Linked DNA regions of Homo sapiens: region 2 is linked to region 1. A link is an interaction called in ENCODE POLR2A ChIA-PET data of the cell type or tissue named here. Cell type or tissue: Caco-2. All regions are shown on one strand. Region 1 overlaps TTLL6 (tubulin tyrosine ligase like 6). Region 2 holds the start of HOXB13 (homeobox B13).

Region 1 (2,500 bases):
GATGGGTTTAAGTTTGACCTACGGATTTATGTACTGGTGACATCCTGTGACCCTCTCAGGATTTTTGTGTACAATGAAGGACTGGCCCGCTTTGCGACGACCTCTTACTCCCGCCCTTGCACAGACAACCTGGTGAGCTAAGGAGACACACTACCTCACCCTACCCCCATAGCGTGATTAAAAAAAAAAAAATTCTAGTTAAATCCACATCCTCAAGACATTGTGAGTGTCATTTGTTGAGCACTTGCTATGTGCCGGGTTTCATTTAGCGCTGCCAGGATCCCTCAGAGAGAGGGATTATTATCCCCATTTTACAGATGACGAGATTAAAACCCAGAGCATAAGGGACTTGTCCAAGGTCACACAGCTAGGAAGAGGTGAGTCTGGGGCTTGTGGCCAGGTCTGCCTGACTCCAAAGCCAGAACCACAGTTCAGGGGTAATCAAGGAGAAAAGGCCGTGGATGAGCAACCCTGCCATCCCCACCTTTCCTGGACCCCCAGGACTCCTGAAGTTTTTCTCAGGCTGGGCACCACCCAATCTCAGAAAGAACTGGAGTTTCTTTTTTTTTTTTTTGAGATGGAGTCTCGCTTTGTCGCCTAGGCTGGAGTGCAGTGGCATGATCTCGGCTCATTGCAACCTCTGCCTCCTGGGTTCAAGCGAGTCTCTTACCTTAGCCTCCTAAGTAGCTGGGATTACAGGTGTGCACCACATCCCCGGCTAATTTTTGTATTTTCAGTAGAGATGGGATTTCACCATGTTGGTCAGGCTGGTCTTGAACTCCTGACCTCGTGATCTGCCTGCCTCAGCCTCCCAGAGTGCTGGGATTACAGGCATGAGCCACCACGCCCAGCAGAATTGGAGTTTCTTAGGCTCGAGGCTGCAGGACACCCCTTCTTACTTCCTGTATTTTGCCACACTAAATAAGCCCTAAAACTTCCCTTTCTTTCCATCCCTTCAAGCCCCAGGGGCCATGGGAGGGCACAGAGAGGAAGCAGGGGGCCTGCCCTTCCGAGCTGACCCGACAGATGTGTGTCTTTTTCCCCAGGATGATATCTGCATGCACCTGACTAATTATTCCATTAATAAGCACAGTTCAAATTTCAGTCGAGATGCACACTCTGGCAGTAAGAGGTAAGGAAGAGGCTTCATTTTTCTTTCCTTTCCCTACCAACCTCAGAACTGCTTTCTGGGATTCTACCCAAACCCTGTTAGTCCCCATCAGTGTTTCCATCTTGGGTCACATGGTCTGAGAATATACTCCTTTGCCTCGCAACCCAGAACAAATTCCTTCATCTCTGCCCTCTTGGCTGTTAATCATTAAAAGAAGGCCCCATCGTAAACCCTGGGAGGCTGGGAGGAGGAGAGATAAACATGAGCTGTTTCCCCAGCAGAATATATACACACACCAAAACATACCCTTATTACAGTTGGCCCTTCTGATATTTCCAAATCAACAGATATTTATTGATCGCTAGTCTGCCACGTGAGAAGGACTTGCCAGGCAGTCATTGCTTGGCCCATGTTCCCCTGGACGTTGCTCCATTAGAGATTCTCAAATGATGTGTCACAGTGCCCTGACATGTGGCTAGCCGGCTTGAAGATTCCTCAGAAGGGGGGAAATTGAGAGCAGTTCATGAGAGTATCTTCACGAGAGGCTTTTCCATTCCTGTTATTGTCTAATCGGGTCTCATTTGAGTTTTAAGAAAACGGGGGACTGAAGAATGTGAACTTGACCAGGTGAAGGAGGAAAGGGAAAAGGAGCAAGTATTTCTGAGGCTTCATGTGTGTTGGGGTCTGTGCTTGGTGCTTTCTGTGCATTTTTTATTGCTGAATTTTTCTTTTCTTTTCTTTTTTTTTTTTTTCTTTTGAGACTGAGTCTTGCTCTGTCGCCAGGCTGGAGTGCAGTGGTGCGATCTTGGCTCACTGCAACCTCTGCCTCCCGGGTTAAAGCAATTCTCCTGCCTCAGCCTCCCAAGTAGCTGAGACTATAGGCATGTGCCACCACACTCCGCTAAGTTTTGTATTTTTAGTAGAGACAGGGTTTCAGCATATTGGCCAGGATGGTCATGATCTCTTCACCTCGTGATCTTCCCACCTCAGCCTCCCAAAGTGCTGGGATTACAGGCGTGAGCCACCGCGCCCGGCCTATTCTTGAATTTTTCACAGCAACACTATGGCAAAGGCATTACTATCTGCCCTCTGTAGGTGGAGAACTGTGAGTTAGGTGCCATCTCCATCTTACAGATGAGGAAACTGAGTCTCAGAGGTTGCGTGAGTTGCCCCAGGTCCCGCAGCTGTGACTGCTAGACTGGGTGGAGAAGCGAGGTCTGTTAGACCCCAGAGCTCATTCTCTTTCCGCTGCACCAGGCTTCAAAGGACCTCTGAACAGGCAATTAGTTTGGCTTCAGACCATCAGAGAGGCATGTGACAGTTCATGACCCCCTCAGTGGCAGCATTCCAAAAAGCACACAGAAAATCGCTAAGTTAAGGCTGCTTAAA
Region 2 (2,500 bases), 67 kb after region 1:
CTCTCTTCTTTCTCTTTTCTGACTGACACTTCAGGATTTTACAAGATTTTGTCCCATCCGCTCTGTCAGCTTCTCTCTTTCCCTCTTTGTGTTGCTGTCCCTGAGTCTCATCTCTCCCTCTCCCCGTCCCTCCCTCAAGTCCTGTGGGTCTCCGTCCCTCCGTATGTCTTTACTTAAAGGGAAATCCAGACCCTTCCACAGGCCACTCTAGAGGCTCCATTTCCCCTTCAGGTCCGGAAGTGGAGTGTCCTGGGTTCCATCCAGATCGCATGTCTTCTACGTCTACGTTCGTGTCTCCCGCCTCTTCCCTCAGCCTCACCCGAATCAGGGCCTCCAGAGCATTCTGGGCAGTAGCGAGTCCCTGGGTAAGGGGCGTCCAGGGCACCTCCCTGGGGCCCGGAGCAGCTCATTCCAGGACATCTGGGACAGGAAGGGTACCGGGAATGAACTGGGGTGCTAGTACCCAGGACCCAAAGCCAGGGGCTGCCAGAAATACCTATTAACCCCCATTTCCCAGCCTCCTCTTACACAGGCGCATTCCCGGGTTCTCCTCTGAGGCCGGGAGCGGCCTCCCAGCCCCACCCCCGACTCCCCTTCCCCCCCAGGAGATGGACACTTTATAGAGAGAGCTTTTTATTCTCTCGTTAAACCTGTCAAAGCGCAGGAGACAGAAAGCTAGGGAGGGAGAGGAGGAGAAGGAGGTGGGGCCCGGCTCCTCGTCCCCTCTTCCTCCGCCCACCACGCCTCCCCTCCCCCCGGACGTGTAAATGAGACTCTGCAAACTGGAAAGCAGCGAAAGGACACCTCCTTCCTTTTCTCTCTTGTTGTTTTTAAGTGGAATGAGAGAGAGAGGAGTGGAGAGGGAAAAGAAGAGAGAGAGGGAGAAGAGAGAGAGGAGAGAAAGAGCGAGAGAGCGAGAGAGAGAGACAGAGACAGAGAGAGAGAGAGAGAGAGAGAGAGAGAGAAAGAGAGAGAGAGAGAGAGAGAATAAGCTGGGGTAAAGTATTTTCGCAGTTTCTGCCTTTAGGATTTTATTAGCTTCTCTCCCCCAGGCCGCAGCCAATCAGCGCGCGTGCCCGGGCCCCTGCGTCTCTTGCGTCAAGACGGCCGTGCTGAGCGAATGCAGGCGACTTGCGAGCTGGGAGCGATTTAAAACGCTTTGGATTCCCCCGGCCTGGGTGGGGAGAGCGAGCTGGGTGCCCCCTAGATTCCCCGCCCCCGCACCTCATGAGCCGACCCTCGGCTCCATGGAGCCCGGCAATTATGCCACCTTGGATGGAGCCAAGGATATCGAAGGCTTGCTGGGAGCGGGAGGGGGGCGGAATCTGGTCGCCCACTCCCCTCTGACCAGCCACCCAGCGGCGCCTACGCTGATGCCTGCTGTCAACTATGCCCCCTTGGATCTGCCAGGCTCGGCGGAGCCGCCAAAGCAATGCCACCCATGCCCTGGGGTGCCCCAGGGGACGTCCCCAGCTCCCGTGCCTTATGGTTACTTTGGAGGCGGGTACTACTCCTGCCGAGTGTCCCGGAGCTCGCTGAAACCCTGTGCCCAGGCAGCCACCCTGGCCGCGTACCCCGCGGAGACTCCCACGGCCGGGGAAGAGTACCCCAGCCGCCCCACTGAGTTTGCCTTCTATCCGGGATATCCGGGAACCTACCAGCCTATGGCCAGTTACCTGGACGTGTCTGTGGTGCAGACTCTGGGTGCTCCTGGAGAACCGCGACATGACTCCCTGTTGCCTGTGGACAGTTACCAGTCTTGGGCTCTCGCTGGTGGCTGGAACAGCCAGATGTGTTGCCAGGGAGAACAGAACCCACCAGGTCCCTTTTGGAAGGCAGCATTTGCAGGTACCTCTATTACCCTGGGTCCCCTTGTCTCTGAGCCTGGGGTTGTGGGTCCCAATGGCATTTCCCTGGGAGGAGGAGGAGGGAGACTTGGAGCTGGTGAGGATGAGCTTGGTGCTCCTCCCTTGGTTATTAGGACTCTGAAGGAGGTCTGAGTAGCTGGAGGGCCTGGATGGAGGTCAGTGTGAGGGGCCTGAGCTGGGTGCTATCTGAAGCCTGAAGGCCACCTCACTTCTCCAGGAGGCCCTGGGACCAGCCTTTCAACATGTCTGAGAGGTTTAGATCTCTTTGCTGTTGAGTGGGGATCAGGGTGTCCCTACCCAGCACAATTCCAAACTAATTCTACACAAAAGCTAAATAACTCTCAATTCGGTGCGTGGGGAGTGGGTGTGGGAGATGGGTAAAAAGGTATTGGATGTACTGTAGAGAATACAACCTCTCACTTTCTATTAGATGAGTTTTCCAATTTCCAAAGAAAAATTTAGGTTTCCTGCAGCCGTGACATATGTGTGTGCACTGGGATGGGTTAATGTGTGTGTGTGTGTGTGTATGCGCATGTATTGGGAGTGGGGGCAGAAACGTGTTTCCAGAATTTGCCTGTAGAATCTAAAAGAGTGGCCAAGAGTCTGGAAATGCATGAAGACTGGACGTATGT

The links. Peaks named below come from ENCODE experiments on the same cell type or tissue, not always from the same donor. Only the 100,000 strongest peaks of a DNase experiment are listed, where the experiment ranks them.
Region 2: POLR2A ChIA-PET joins it to region 1 with 10 read pairs; 15 of 35 experiments call an interaction of 5 or more read pairs at or near these places.

Annotation. Positions count from the first base shown.
Region 1 is chr17:48,794,693-48,797,192 of GRCh38, reverse strand. It overlaps TTLL6 (tubulin tyrosine ligase like 6), which reads left to right. Exons shown (of 16, transcript NM_001130918.3): 7 at 1-132; 8 at 1,047-1,132. Among named protein-coding and RNA genes, the nearest start is that of TTLL6, 21 kb to the left of the region's middle. In Caco-2, no CTCF peak of the experiment used is centred here; DNase peaks (open chromatin) are centred at 939, 1,302 and 1,562.
Region 2 is chr17:48,727,341-48,729,840 of GRCh38, reverse strand. HOXB13 (homeobox B13) reads left to right here and starts at 1,091. Exons shown (of 2, transcript NM_006361.6): 1 at 1,091-1,848. The coding sequence starts at 1,248. In Caco-2, no CTCF peak of the experiment used is centred here; DNase peaks (open chromatin) are centred at 740 and 1,100; H3K4me3 peaks cover 1,574 bases.